Linked DNA regions of Homo sapiens: regions 2 and 3 are each linked to region 1. The links are chromatin contacts, found by Hi-C or POLR2A ChIA-PET in ENCODE. All regions are on one chromosome and are shown on one strand. Each heading gives the region's core, a stretch centred on a gene start or an enhancer-like site at or near the end of the contact. The rest is flanking DNA. Distances are from core to core; before and after follow the strand shown. Region 1 holds the start of E2F3 (E2F transcription factor 3). Region 2 holds the start of RIPOR2 (RHO family interacting cell polarization regulator 2). Region 3 holds the start of ALDH5A1 (aldehyde dehydrogenase 5 family member A1).

Region 1 (4,804 bases), core at 830-3,329:
CTACTGCCACCAAATGCAAGCTGCCAGTGATGCTCTGCAGATGGTAATATCCAAGTAGTGACAGTACTAGTTTCTTCCACAGGTATATCCATAGAGGAAAGCAACATTGATGGAACAAGAGCAGGGAAGCTGCTGGTATATTACACTTCTAGCTCATGCCCTTTGAGTACCACTTAATCTGCCCTAAAGATAGTGTCACTTCTGGCCAGGCGCGGTGGCTCATGCCTGTAATCCCAGCACTTTGGGAGGCCAAGGGAGGCGGATCTCCTAGGGTCAGGAGTTCAAGACCAGCCTGGCCAACATGATGAAACCCTGTCTCTACTAAAAATACAAAAATTAGCTGGGCGTGGTGGCACGTACCTGTAGTCCCAGCTACTCAGGAAGCTGAGGCAGAAGAATTGCTTGAACCCAGGAGGCAGAGGTTGCAGTGAGCTGAGATCGTGCCATGGCACTCCAGCCTGGGCAACAACAGCAAGACTCTGTCTCAAAAAATAAAGATAGTGTCACCTCTACCAGTGTCGACAAATGTTTAGGGCTATGGATCCTCAACTAGCCTGAATGCAAGACTAAAATATTCCTGAGCCTGGTGCAAGGTTTAATGGAACTTTTAACTCATCTGTTTCAGAAAAGGTAACAAGGCTAAAATATTAAGGAGTCCTAGCCTGATCTGACACATCTTGTCAGGTGTTTCATAGCACTCTGAGTAAGAGTTTTGGGAAATTAATAATAGTAATAAAAATCTTGTGAAAGGGCTCAAGGTGTTGCAATCCTCATCACCTATGAGCACCAATTCTGCAGCTGTTTTGCACGTAACTATAAATTATGATCTAGTCTCTACATACATAACTTCCCCCACATTCCTGCAGGGGTCTCTTTTCCTGCTCAATCTCAGGAGCAAGCTTTAATTTTAAGACCCATGAATACTTGAACAAATTCAGGAGTCAGTTTGACACATCATTTTATATTTTTCTGATGACAATTTCTAGTTTACTTTTTAAAAAAAGACACTATTTTAAAAATACTTTGGGATAGGTTTGAGTCGTTGTGTTTGCTTCCAGTCAGAGAACTTCCTACAAAACTGAAGATATAAAGTGCTGATGCCTGGGCGTGCCTGCGTTCGTTGGGGGCACGACGTCATCGTGGGAAGCGTGTACTTTTTCGGATTACTGCTTGGCGGATTAGAAACCCGTAGATCAGTTCTAGGTTAGCCCTGATTAACTGCCCTGGGTGTTTCTGGGCCAGAGGGAATGTCTGCTGGATTCAAACCAATATCCGTTGTAAGACAAAAGAGTTAATTTGTACTTTACCCCTATCCAGGCTAATAATGAAGGTACCGGGAATGATCTGGAATGTTAACTGGTGCCCGCAATCGCGTCTGCTGAACCTTCTGCCCCCACGATTCTGTCTGCCCACATGCTTCTGTCTATCAGCCCCGGCCTCGGGATCAGCTCTCGCCGCGTCATTGGTTGGATTTCAGGAAGGGAGAAGCCCACGATTTAAAGGGCTCCTTTTGCACCTGCCAGACATCGTCCGCATGGTCCAACTTGCCTTTGGCACGTATCTGGAAAAATCTCCTGCGCTGTTCGTTTATTGCACTGACTGGTCAAAGGAAAGAGTGTTCCCTTAGTCACCTTGACAATTTCCAAAAGCGAAACTTGGGCTCTAGACTAGATCTACACTGAGTCTGCGGGGCGCGGAGTCCCTGCCCAGGTCAGTAGCGCCGGCCCGGCGGGCGGGCGGGGACAGGGGCGGAGCCTAGGCCAGGCGTGGTCTTCCGTGGGAGAGAAGGAAATTCTTTGCCCCACCCCCTAAAAACTGCTCTTCTGCCAGCCAATCAAGGAGGCCTATGCAAATAGGGTCCCTGTCGCCCCGGTAACCATGATGCACGGCAGCCAATGGAAACCAGCAAGTCGCGGCCCTGCTCCATGATTGGGACTGAAGTAAGGAGGTAGCGGCCCAATGGGCTGTGGGAACGGTCCTCGGCGGGTTGAGGGGCGGGGATATGCAAATATGGTTTGAAAAGCCGGCGGGAAATCCGAGTTTCGCGGGAGGACCTTGGCGCGTAAACCGTATCCCTTCATTCATTGTCAGCAGCAGCTTCCTGGAGCCATTTTTCAGCTGCCGGCCGCAGCACCCGGGCTGCCGCCGCCGCCTCGCAATCCGTTGCATCGGCCGCCCCCGACGCCTCCATCCCCGCTTGGGGCCCGATATCCGTGCGGCCGGGACCCTCCTCTCTCCAGAGCCCCGATTATTTTTGGCCCCCGGGGCCTGTGCGGTGCGGAAAAATAAAAAGAAAAGAGAGAGAGGGGGCTCGGAAGCGCCGGGCGGGGAGGAGAGAAGGAGGAGAGACTTGGAAACTCCGACTGCAAATAATAAAGAAATTGAAAACAATACATTAATATACCATAACACTAAAAAGAGCAGGAGCGAGAGATGAGAAAGGGAATCCAGCCCGCTCTGGAGCAGTACCTGGTGACCGCCGGGGGTGGGGAGGGGGCGGCTGTCGTCGCCGCCGCCGCTGCAGCCTCCATGGACAAAAGGGCACTGCTAGCCAGCCCCGGCTTCGCCGCCGCCGCCGCCGCTGCCGCCGCCCCGGGCGCGTACATCCAGATCCTCACCACGAACACTTCCACCACCTCCTGTTCCTCCTCCCTCCAAAGCGGCGCCGTAGCCGCCGGCCCCCTCCTCCCCAGTGCCCCCGGCGCGGAGCAGACCGCCGGCAGCCTCCTCTACACCACGCCGCACGGACCCTCCAGCAGAGCCGGGCTGCTGCAGCAGCCACCAGCGCTGGGACGCGGCGGCAGCGGCGGCGGCGGCGGCCCTCCGGTAATACCCTCCCTCCCCACCGTCCCCAGCCCCGGCGGGAGGTGGGCTCGCACCGCGCGGGGTCGTGGGCGCGCTGCGGGCCGCTCGGGGAGAGCACTGGGCCGAGCATCGTGGGCCTCGGGGGCTGCCCCTCCAACGAGGGTTCATTGTTAGACCTGAGTGCTCTTCCCGGCGCCAGGAGGGTCGGGGGGCTCGGCCAGGCGCGCGGGGCGGCGGGGATTGCCTTGGCGCGAACCACATCAAACACTCCAAAACTTTTCGCGGCCCCCCCTTCTTTTCCTGCACTTTTCCCTACCCCCACTCTCCCTTCCCCTCCAACTCGAAGCTTCCTCTTTCTCGGGCGTAGGAAGGGGTCACGCCCCGGATGGAGAAGGGGGTGGGGGAGGGAGTAGTGAACTGGGGTGTGGGGGGCTCTGAGGGGTTGAAACCGGGGGACTGTTGGGGTGCTAGCCCCCAGTCGGCCTTGGAGGCTCGTTGGCGGCCGGGGGTCCCTGCGGCGTGCTCGGAGCGCAGGGGATCGGCGGGGCTGCGCTTGACACATTTTAGGATCTGTAACTCCCGGCAACAAAGGGGCTGGGGGAGGTGGAGGGGAGTCGGGCGTGGGGGAGGTGGGGCTGGAAGCCGGGTGCGGACTGGGGCGTGGGCTGTCTGGGGTGAGGGGCTCGCGGGCTGGCGCTCTGGCCTGGGCGCATCCTGGCAGTGGCAGCGGCGGCGCCCGCGTGGCCCAAGCGCCCAGGCCTTCCTCGCCGGGCCCCGGGCCTGCCCTTGACCCGCCTCTCCCCTTGCCCCTTCCTTCCCCGCCCTGTCCCCCTCTCCGCCCCCCGGCGACGGAGGGCGGGGGCAGCTGGGTTCCCGTCCCGCCGCCTGGGTCTGTCCCTCTCTCCGGGACCCGCCGGTGACGTTTCGCACACGTGCGCGCAGGACGCGCCTGTGACTGGGGAGGAGGCGGCGGCGGGAGGGGGCGCTGGAGGGGGAGAGGGGGGCACCCACTTCCTCCTGCTCGCCGGCTCCCTGGCCTGGGACGGTCCCGGCGCCCTCGCACCCGCCCCCGGCACCGCCACCCTCCCTCTCCTCTCCCCACCCCCCCACCGGCGCCCGCCCTCGCCCTGCGCCGCCGGTCTGTTCGGCCCTCCGGGCCCCCTCTCCAGCCGGCCCCCCACCTCCCCCCGGAGCCAGGCTGGTTTCGGAAATGCCCTTACAGCAGCAGGTTAGTGACCGGGACGGCTCGGGGGCCGCCGACGCCGCGGGGGCACCGGATTCTGTTGGGGGCTGAAGCGGTGAGGGTAGGCGGTTGAGCGGGGTTTTGGAGTGGGAACGGGGGGTTGGGTGCTCGAGGGAAATGAGTAAGCAAGAAAAATCTAACTAAGTAAATGCCCCGGCCTCCGGTTCTAGGAACCTCGGGGCGGGAGTGTCTGCCCCAGGGGGTGGGTATGGTGTTTACGTGGATTTTTTTTCTAGGGGGCGGATGGATGGGCGATAGAAAACCGGAGGGGGCTTCTCGCCAATGGCCGAGTTGAGCTCTGTTTTCTGTCTTCCTTCCCTTGTGCTGGAGGGGGAGGGGGGTGGGTCAGAGGGTAGGGTGTCTGTAGGATTCCCAGGCCACCCGCCACCCCCTCCCTTTGTCCCTGTAATTTATAAAGCGCCTTTGAGAGATGATTTAGGTCAGTATGCGGCTTCTCTTTTTGTTGGTACTAGAAAGAAGTGTGGCCCGGAGGTCTCCCCTTTCTCCTTTTCTCTCCTTCATTCCCTTCCTCCATGCCTCCGGGTCTTCACCCTCGTGGTGAGGCTTGGCCTCCACGGGGCTAGAACCGAACCAGACTCAGTTAGATCCATGGTAGCCTGATTATACCAGGCGTGGACCTCACCTTGTCTCAGCTCCAAATGGGTTTAATTTTTGGAGAATCAAGATTTTGCGGGAGTCTTTAAGAAAGTCAGCACATAGGCAGCACTTTGGGAAATGGGATGGGTTTGGGAATAA
Region 2 (4,804 bases), core at 930-3,429, 4.5 Mb after region 1:
GTTTGACTCCCAACTTATCAACCTGCACTACCTCCCTCACTTCCCACCTCAGAGCTAGCTGGTTACCTAGCTACCTGGAACCTGGGGACCTCAGCCATTCCACTACAACATGGTTAGTGAGGTTACAATAATCACCTTGGAAATGATGAATGCTCAGGAGAGAGAACACACAGGTTCATCCAGCCCTGCTTGGTCTTAACGCTTCCCTTCAGGATGGGGCCACGCATAATCCAGAGTGCAGTGCATCAGCCTATAGAGGGCGCTCTTAAGTATCATAGCCAGATGTAAAAGAGCAAAATTCCTATAGGCAAAGAAATGTGGGCTGGGCGTTTTGGAATGCCATTCCTGGAGGGAGGTGTGGGTGAATGATTGCCAATTTTTCCGTTCTAAGCTTATCTTCATAGTTGTGAGCATTTTTCAGGTCCTCAAAAGAGTTAGTATCTAAGTATAAATTTTCTCTTTAAGGTGTTTGCTTAAAGAGGAAACATCTTTAAGAAGTGAAAGCTGAAGAATGGGGCCTAAGATCAAACTTCAAGGTGTTGGTGGCCTAAACGCCTGCCATCAAAGTAACACAACAGAATGATAACTTGGTAAACAGCAGCGAAGCTCAATAGATATTCTTCAAATTGATTTAAGTTGTGATAAAAACCCAACTAATGATTTTAAATATTTCTGTAGCTAGAACAACATAGCAGAAAGACAACATCAAAATATTAACCATGATTACATTCTACATGACTAGATTACAAGGGGTTCTTTGCGACACTCTAATTTTTCTTCAGCGAACTTGTATTGCTTGGGTAATTACACATACACAAAAACCTTACTACTGTTCCTTTTAAAAAATTACTGAATAGAGTTTTTTAAAAAATTGCTAGACGTAGTTTCTTGCGGAAAATAATCAAATTCACGAGATTCTTGAGTCCAAATTTCCTTTATTTAGGTGGCTCCAAATTCTAAAAAAGCTTTTGCCTATAGCCCAATCTCATAGGCAGCATTTGAACAAAACATCCATCCAATGACTAGATCATCCCTTTAAAATCGCAACCTTTACAGTTAAATTCCAGTGGATAGGTCAAGTCATGGAAAAGCTGCAAGATGAGAACAGAAAACTGAGCAGTGCCAATGGGGATTGGAAGCTACCAGGGCTCCAGTATCCCGACTTGGGAAAAAAGAAAATTGGAAAAGGGAATGGAGGGTTGGAGTGCCAAGTATGTGTGAGGAAGAGTAAGAGAGAAGGACCCAGGCCGGGCATGGTAGCTCACGCCTGTAATCCCAGCACTTTGGGGGGCCAAGGAGGGTGGATCACCTGAAGTCAGGATTTCAAGACCAGCCTGGCCAACATGGCAAAATCCCATCTCTACTAAAAATACAAAAATTAGCTGGGCATGGTGGTGGGCGCCTGTAGTCCCAGCTACTTGGGAGGCTGAGGCAGGAGAATGACTTGAACCCGGGAGACGGAGGTTGCAGTGAGCTGAGATTGCACCACTGCACTCCAGCCTGAGCAACAAAGCAAGACTCTGTCTCAAAAAACAACAACAAAAAAAAAAAAAAAAAAAAAGAGAAGGACCGAGAGAAAGATAGACAGAGAGAGAGAGACAGAGAGAGAGAGAGACAGAAAGAGAGAAGTGCAAATCAAAGCAACATGGTACCATGAAAAACCACTCCTGGTCCATTTATTTAACTTCTTCCCTAGCAGCCCTGCTGTGCTCAAACCACTGTGACAGGCTTTCCTTAAGGTGTTAGACAAGAGATAGCACAGAAGAGAGACAAGGCAAAAAATTTAGTACTATTTTCCAGCCTAAACTAAACCTTTATTTTAGTCATGACTTTAAAAAATGTATTTGCGGGAATGACTCAACCCCTTGTTCCACCCCTTGCCTTGTGTATTCCTTCAGTGCCTAAGTTGATATTTGCAGCCACTACCTCACTCAGGATGCTTTGTTTTTATCATTTCAAAATACTCAAGTCCTTGCCCAAGCTGGGCAAAAGTGTCCAGTGGTGTCAAAACAAAGCAAAGCAGACCGGAGAGCCTCCTGCCAGAAAGATGCATTTACCTTCACCAAAAACATCATCCTCTTCATCGACCAGGAGCTCCTCAGCATCAAAAAACTGCATCTTGGAGAGGACAGGCGCGAGAAGCAGCAGGCAGCAGCCCCGGCAGTCTCAGCAGTCACACTGCCGACCGAGGTGATTTCCTTTCCTTGGGTTGCCCAAGCCCTCTGGAGGGCAGCTTCCGCATCTGCCCTGAAGAAAGCAGTTTCATTCATATGAATAGGCTTCTTGAGCCTTGTGAAGAGTGAATCCCAGGTGGGGTAATTCTCACCACTGAGGAGAAAGAATTTTTTGAAGAGGGCTGCAGATCCGGTTGGATATGAATACAGATATCACTCAAAGTCTGAATGCAATGAATTCTATTTCAAAGCAACAACTTTCATATTTCCTTAAAGAGGAAGGTGGGTGCTTAACTTTCTTGCTTATGAATTTGAACACAATGGGTTTTGTTGAAAGAGGGAGTTCATATTTCTCATATCTTGGTTTTGCTTCAATTACAATTTATCTGAAAGTAAAGCAAGCCACTATGTTAAACCAAAGCAGGCATTTAGAGGACAGAGCTTTTATTTTGCTCAGTAATAGTTGCATTTTTCTTTTCTTTTCTTTTCTTTTTTTCAAACCTCTTGCATTTAAGGATTGGAAACTTTACAGCATTTAAACCAAACTGAACCATATCTAGGCTTTATGTGGCTCGATTAAATCTATAGTCAATGAATAGATAACTGGTTTTGGTCAAACATCTTGCATTTCACAATATTTACTCAGTTTGATACTTCAGACTGTATCACTAAAGGAGAAAGAAGAAAATGTAACTCAAAAAGCAGTCCTCCCAAAGGGATGAGTGAACACTGAGCTTCTACGCGAGCACCATTGGCTGGCATCACCATATCGAGCTACCCAACGTGTGCCAAATTCTGTCTGGCTGCACAAACAAACACACATCTCTCTGAGTAATACTGAGACTTCATTTCGGGGTTTCCCAGAGCACTCCACTGTGTTGTAAGATCTCTTAGGTGGCCAGAAGCTTAGAAAATGCAAATGGAGATGACAGTGAGGAGCTGTTGACCCAAGGTGTTTATTTTTGGCACTTTATTTACTGCATGGTTTTGAAGATACTCCCAGTGTTACCCTAGAGAAACTGTCCCCTCCTCCTGTAACTGCAACCTTGAAATTGCACCATTTTCTCCCAGAAGAGACTGTGGACAACAGGGTTGGAGAAATCCAGCAGTGAGAAGGGATCACCCCAGAGGAATTCAGGAATCAGACACTGAGGGTTAACTGAGCAGCAACAGTCAGTTCATCCCTGCATTGGTGGCTGCAGCAGTTCCCAAAGACAGTGTACAGCTTGGGTCCTGCTGGGATCACCAATTGTTGTCAATCAGGGCTGGAACCATCCTTAGAGGAGAGCTTGGAAATGTCTGGGGTGTTTTGGGTGGCACAATGACTGGGGGTTATTACTGGTATTTAATGTCTTAGCACTCAGGGGCCCAGGGATATCAACCTTACCATAATGCATGGAACAGTAGCTCAACAGGAAGAACTGTCCAGCTCCAAATACCAATAATGCCCACCTTGAGACACACTGACAGGCAGAGAACTGGAGTTATCCTTTTCTCTAGCTCTCCTTTGCATCTCCCCTTTCTGACCCTTTTACCACCCCCTACCATGATCCCCACTTGAATGATGTTTCTGGACAAGGGTTGCACTTAGTTACATAAATTAAATTAATTAAAATGGGCCTAGGTGTAGGAAATTTGGATGTGGACTAAAGCTCTCTTTTGTGTGGTTGGGATAAGAGGATGGGTGTCCATTTTGATAATCACTACATTTCTCAACTACTGTCCTATGTCCTTTAATCTCCACAACTTCATGAGGTGGGTGCTATTATCCCATTTTACAGATGAAGCAATGGGGGCTCTGAGGGCTTGAAAAACATTCCTAAGATCAGGCAGCTAGTGAGTGGCAGATTTGACTAATTCCAGAGCTCACTCTGTTACCTCATGTCTGGACAACTTATGGGAGTGACTGCACACAGTCCAGTTCACTGCAGCATCCCCGTGGCTCTTGGGGACCTGCACTACCTCCCTCACCTCCCACCTCAGAACTACCTGGTTACCACGTGAACCTGAGGGCCCTAGCTATTCCACTTCAAAAAGTTAGCATAACCTCTGTAGGCCTGTTTCATTTTAAGTGGGTGGAATTGTGTCTCCCCTGTTGAATTCATATGTTGAAGTCCTAACCCCCAGTACCTCAGAATGTGACCTTACTTAGAAACAGGGCCATTGAAGATATAATTAGTTAGGATGAACTTATATCATATTGGAGGAGGATGGGTCCTTAATCCAATATGACTAACTTCCTCATAAAAAGGAGAGATTTAGACAAAGACATAGACATAGGGAGGATAGTATGTGAAGATGAAGGCAGAGATCCACAAGCCAAGGAACACCAAAGACTGCCAGTAAACCACCATGAGCTAGGGGAGAGGCCTGCAAGAGATTCTCCCTCACATCCCTCAGAAGAACCAATCCTGCCAACACCTTGACCTTGGACTTCTAGCCTCCACAGCTGTGATGCAGTAAGTTTCTGTTGCTTAAGCCACCCAGTTTGTGGTACTTCATTACAGAAGTCCTAGAAAATAATATACTTTCTCATTTGGCTTGTTTTGAGGATTAAGTAGGATAATTTATGTAAAGAAGCTGACACAGTACATGGTACACAGTAAATACCCAGTTATAATTATACGCCT
Region 3 (4,804 bases), core at 2,070-4,569, 4.1 Mb after region 1:
GTGAGCTGAGATCACACCACTGCACTCCAGCCTGGGCAAGACCCCACCTCAAAAAAAAAAAAGGAATGGGTTCAGTTACCAAACAATACTAATCCCAAATGTCTCAATTTCTCATTATGCATTTTTTTGTATTTGAGATTCAGAATGACATAAACGTATAAATGTAATAAAATAAGAGGAAATTATTTGCTTAGTGTGATAGTTATGAATATGGTCTTTATATGACAATATTGCTTGCAGTTTTATGAAGTTTGTATTACTTTGGTAACAATAAAAACATCAAAGATATGACTTTAAAGAAAGTTAAAACGTAGCTCACAATATTACTATCTGACAAATAATAAGCATATGGAAATATTTTTCTTTCTGCCCCACACCCCCCTTTCCTAATATAGGTGGCTTTGTTATAAACAAGACAGCATGATTCTACCATTTAGAACTCTTCTGGAAATAGAGACCCAAGGTGAAAAGTAAACATACAGTTACATTAAGGAGTGAGTAGGGAGAATACAGGTTTGAAAGCCAGAGGGTCTCAAGCTTTATGTGGGCCAGTCTAGAAAATGGGGGAGAAGAGGCTGGGCACAGTGTCTCATGCCTGTAATCCCAGCACTTTGGGAGGCCGAGGTGGGCAGATCACCTGAGGTCAGGAGTTCAAGACCAGCCTGGCCAACATGGTGAAACCCCATCTCTACTAAACAATACAAAAATTAGCCAGGCATGGTGGCGCGCACCTGTACTCCCAGCTACTCTGGAGGCTGAGGCAGGAGAATCACTTGAACCCAGGAGGCAGACGTTGCAATGAGCTGAGATCGTGCCATTGCACTCCAGCCTGGGCGACAGAGTAAGACCCTGACTCAAAAAAAAAAAAAAAAAAAAAAGTGAAAGAAAAAAAAGAAAAAGAAAATGGGGGAGAGGATGAATAAGGGTGGGAACTGGGGAGTGGAGGTTCCCAGGACAAGGGCAGCCAAAGGAGAAAGGAGGGAAGAGGTCCCTCTCACCTGATGGTCTTGTCCTTGTAGGCCCTGGTAAGGACAGACACCCAGCCAGGCGCTAGGGGGCATCAGGACAGGCTGGAAGTAAGACAGGAGCCAGGAGGAAATTGTTTACACTCTGAATGGGGGCTTGAAGAGGGGCACAAAACTGAGGGAAAAGGGGAGGGCCACATTGTGAACTTTCTAAGCTCCAGGCGCTTTTGCCTTTGTGAAGTACTTCCTGTCACAAAAATAAGTAAACAATAAATAGAAATCACATTTTACATCTGCATTGGTGTAAGATTAACATATTAATATGCCACCTAAAACTTCTTTTCTTCAGATTTTAGAATAAATTAAACATTTGTGAGTGCTCCTAAAAGTTTTATGGGCCCTTGGCATCGTACCTACTGTGCGTAATGGATAAGTCATCTGGGAAAGGGAGTGGGTACCGTTTGAAATAGAACCTTAAAAAGGTAAGTGGGCTAGGGTAATTTTTGAACAAGAGAGGCAGCCACAATTAACTTGGCTTTTCTGGGCCTCAGTTGATTGAGGCCTCAATTGAATGATTTCCCCAGGCCAGTAGAAATGAGCCCTGTAATCCCAGCACTTTGGGAGGCCAAGGAGGGCGGATAACTTGAGGTCAGGCATTCAAGACCAGCCTGGCCAACACGGTGAAAACCTGTCTCTACTAAAAATACAAAAATTAGCTGGGCTTGGTGGCACACACCTGTAGCCCCATCTACTCGGGAGGCTGAGGCAGGAGAATCGCTTGAACCCGGGAGGCGGAAGTTGCAGGGAGCTGAAATCGCACCACTGCACTCCACCCTGGGTGACAGAATGAGTCTGTCGGTCTCACAAGAACAAAACAAACAAAAAACAAAAACCACCACCAAAAACAAAACAAAACAAAAACAAAAACTCCCTCCGCAGGCAGGAGATGTAAACACGCCAGCTCCCCAGCCCCACCTGTGATACCTACTGGCCCACATCCCTATTAGGACTCCCTGGTTCTCCCCAGTTCCTGCAATAAAATACAGAGCAAAATAGTGTGAAATTGATTAAACTCTACTGTTATCACTTCTGCCATATGTGACTGGCTCAAAACTCAATGGATCTGACTCAGCAAAAGACAAAGTCAAAATTTAAAGTTACTGCCTCGGCATTTTGCAAATGTCCTAGAAAAAAATTCAACGTCCTAGAAAAAGGTGAAAGCTAGCAAGATACTCTCAACGCTGTAGGAGTTGAGAAAGGGAGATATGTAACCTAAAATCAATGCATAGGGCTGGGCTTCATTTGCACCCACAAATTCCCAGCATACGCCTGCTATTTTTATTTTTATCCTCATTAGGTTTTAAGCTTCCCTGCTGCTTTCAGAGTCTTAAGCCCAAGTCTAATTTTTTAACGGATGAAGAATGCTGTTTAAAGGTGCTCAAATACCTTGGTTGGATAGTATGCTCAATCCTTATACCTTGGTTGATTCAATTTTGACAAATGCTTCCATTTACTAGTTGGTGACCCAACTTTAATCTTACTAGTGGCTTGACTAGGGTAGCTAGTATGACTTTGAACGCTATATTGAATTTAATGTGGCAACTGTAATGAGCATTTTACGTTATCTCACAACAAAATGGGGTAGATATGGTTCTATTTTATAAGTGACTGGACTAAGGTTAACCTGTCGGTCACACAGCTTGTCGGCAACAGACTTGAGTTTGGATCCTAGTCTGTTTATTTCCAAAGCGCTGTTATTTATCGGGAGCAACCCTAGGAGAATGCCTAGACACACACCCAAAAAAGCAGCCAGGCAGCAGAACGCGGGGTCACACTTCGACCCCTCAGAGAACGATCGCTCCCAATCAATACTACGTGCTCAGGAGCTACAACTGAAGAAGCGTGATCACGGCCTTGGCATTTAGGGCAGGCACCAGCGCATCTATGGACCGCGCACAAATTCCGGGGATGCCGAATTTGGGGGATGCTAAGGGGAGAGAGTGGGTCTCTAGCAGCGATTGGGGGCTCAGGAGCAGTTAGTGACAAATGAGCACCCGAAAAGTGAAAAGGTGACAGCAGTCCGCAGGTGCATCTACTGGCGAGCCTTCTCCATCCCCGAACCCAACCCTCCCCCGGGAGAAGGTCGCGCCAGGAGAGAAGCCGCGCGGCGCTTAGGGCAAGGTGCAGAGGGCGGCGCGGCGGTGCAGCGAGAAAGACGCGGAGAGAGGGCGCTGCTCTGTGGCTCTGCAACCTTCCGCCAGCTCCCACGCTTTCCCCGCGCGTCCCCGGCGCCTCCTCGCTCCTCTTGCTTCCCCGCGACCCCTGCGTTCCCGTGCGCGCGCGCCCGCTTGCCTGTTTCCTGTCGCCGTCGTTGCCCGGGCCATGGCGACCTGCATTTGGCTGCGGAGCTGTGGGGCCCGGCGCCTCGGGTCGACGTTTCCAGGCTGCCGCCTCCGCCCCCGCGCCGGCGGCCTGGTCCCTGCCTCCGGGCCTGCGCCCGGCCCGGCCCAGCTCCGCTGCTACGCTGGGCGCCTGGCGGGCCTCTCTGCGGCGCTGCTGCGCACCGACAGCTTCGTGGGCGGCCGCTGGCTCCCGGCCGCCGCCACCTTCCCCGTGCAAGACCCGGCCAGCGGCGCCGCTCTGGGCATGGTAGCCGACTGCGGGGTGCGAGAGGCCCGCGCCGCCGTGCGCGCTGCCTACGAGGCTTTCTGCCGCTGGAGGGAGGTCTCCGCCAAGGTGAGAGAGCCCGGATGCAGGGGGCCAGAGCTGGCCGGGGACACGGCGGGGAGCAGAGGGGGCTTTACCCCAAAGTGACACCAGCCGCGTCGCCTCCCTCCTGTGCTCAGTTCCCCAGGGTATACAAAGTGGAAAGTCAGAGCAACAAGGGAGACGACCGACAAATAAGTTTGGAGCTTCCACTTTGAGCCGGGCACTAGGGACACGACCCCTGCCCTCAAGCCTCATCAAGTTATGCACTGCCCAGTAGGGGAGGCAGAACGTGAGCGCCTAATACAAGCGAGCTGCTTGTTATGGTCAACAAGCCTAACCGTGGAGGGGCGGGGAGAAAGGGGAGGGGTGTCAGGGAAGTGAGAGCACGTGTGGCCCTTCAGAGTAGCTGAAATATCTCCGCAGCTGCAGGGAGCCCACGCAGGAGGCTGCTTCAGCGGCCCTTGAGAAGGCTGGTAGTGAGGGCCCCTGGCCAGAATCATGGGATCGGAAACGGAGAGAACTGTAGAAAGATTTGGGTTTTGTGCAGGGGAAGAGAGAAATCCAGGAGCGTTCTCCAGGTTTTCACCCTAAATGGATAAATGCTGCTATTGGCCATTGCATAGAGAACACTGGAGAATTGGGAGTAAGGGGTGGAGGGCCATTAAATGGGAAGAATAGAGTAAGAAGAAAACTAAGAAAGTAGTTTCTTCCTTCTAATATTATATTATTAAACCTGGAGTCAACGCAGTGAAATTTTTTACCGTGTCCTTCAAAGCTCTCCCTCTGAAGGAATGCATCCAGCGATCCCTACGAGTACAAGAGAGTCTTAGCACTCATTCATCCATCAGCTGTTTACTGAGCACCTGCTGTATGCCCTGCACTGTTGGAGGTGCTTGGGATACCTCAGTTAAACGAAAGAAGGATTCTGCCCTTATGGAGCTCACATGGGGTGGAAGGGGAGCAGAAGAGAGATCAGAACTCTAAACAACAAACATAATATCTAAGCAAATAAGTATGTGAGAGATGCTGAGTGCAATATGGAAAAAAGGTAGAAGCAGGAGAGGATCCGGGCCAGAGGGAAGGGGCAAGATGCAGCATCAACAGTGTGACCAGGCATATTCCTCTGCTAG

The links. Hi-C counts contacts between places; a loop is a spot of excess contacts on that map. ChIA-PET counts read pairs that join two places held with the same protein, here RNA polymerase II (POLR2A). Pooled maps may share reads with other maps.
Region 2: a pooled map shows a loop between it and region 1 (6-fold over the local background). The contact joins the promoter of RIPOR2 here to the promoter of E2F3 in region 1. A Hi-C loop is called at or near these places in 3 of 37 single-sample maps with no recorded cell type and 10 of 50 pooled maps. POLR2A ChIA-PET finds 5 or more read pairs at or near these places in 1 of 52 experiments (OCI-LY7).
Region 3: a pooled map shows a loop between it and region 1 (8-fold over the local background). The contact joins the promoter of ALDH5A1 here to the promoter of E2F3 in region 1. A Hi-C loop is called at or near these places in 7 of 50 pooled maps.

Annotation. Positions count from the first base shown.
Region 1 is chr6:20,399,800-20,404,603 of GRCh38, forward strand. E2F3 (E2F transcription factor 3) reads left to right here and starts at 2,080. Exons shown (of 7, transcript NM_001949.5): 1 at 2,080-2,826. The coding sequence starts at 2,434. LOC124901482 reads right to left here and starts at 2,973. Exons shown (of 3, transcript XM_047419652.1): 1 at 2,626-2,973; 2 at 2,470-2,581; 3 at 942-2,363. The coding sequence starts at 2,973. The coding sequence ends at 1,756. RefSeq lists silencers at 1,655-1,894, 2,745-3,214, 3,415-4,034 and an enhancer at 1,993-2,517.
Region 2 is chr6:24,933,781-24,938,584 of GRCh38, forward strand. RIPOR2 (RHO family interacting cell polarization regulator 2) reads right to left here and starts at 2,180. Exons shown (of 22, transcript NM_001286445.3): 1 at 2,058-2,180. The coding sequence starts at 2,118. It overlaps LOC105374981 (a long non-coding RNA gene), which reads left to right and starts at 195. Exons shown (of 3, transcript XR_007059514.1): 1 at 195-284; 2 at 466-590. RefSeq lists an enhancer at 2,893-3,062.
Region 3 is chr6:24,491,650-24,496,453 of GRCh38, forward strand. It overlaps ALDH5A1 (aldehyde dehydrogenase 5 family member A1), which reads left to right and starts at 3,320. Exons shown (of 10, transcript NM_001080.3): 1 at 3,320-3,701. The coding sequence starts at 3,348. It also overlaps a transcript of GPLD1 not described here. RefSeq lists a silencer at 3,326-3,715.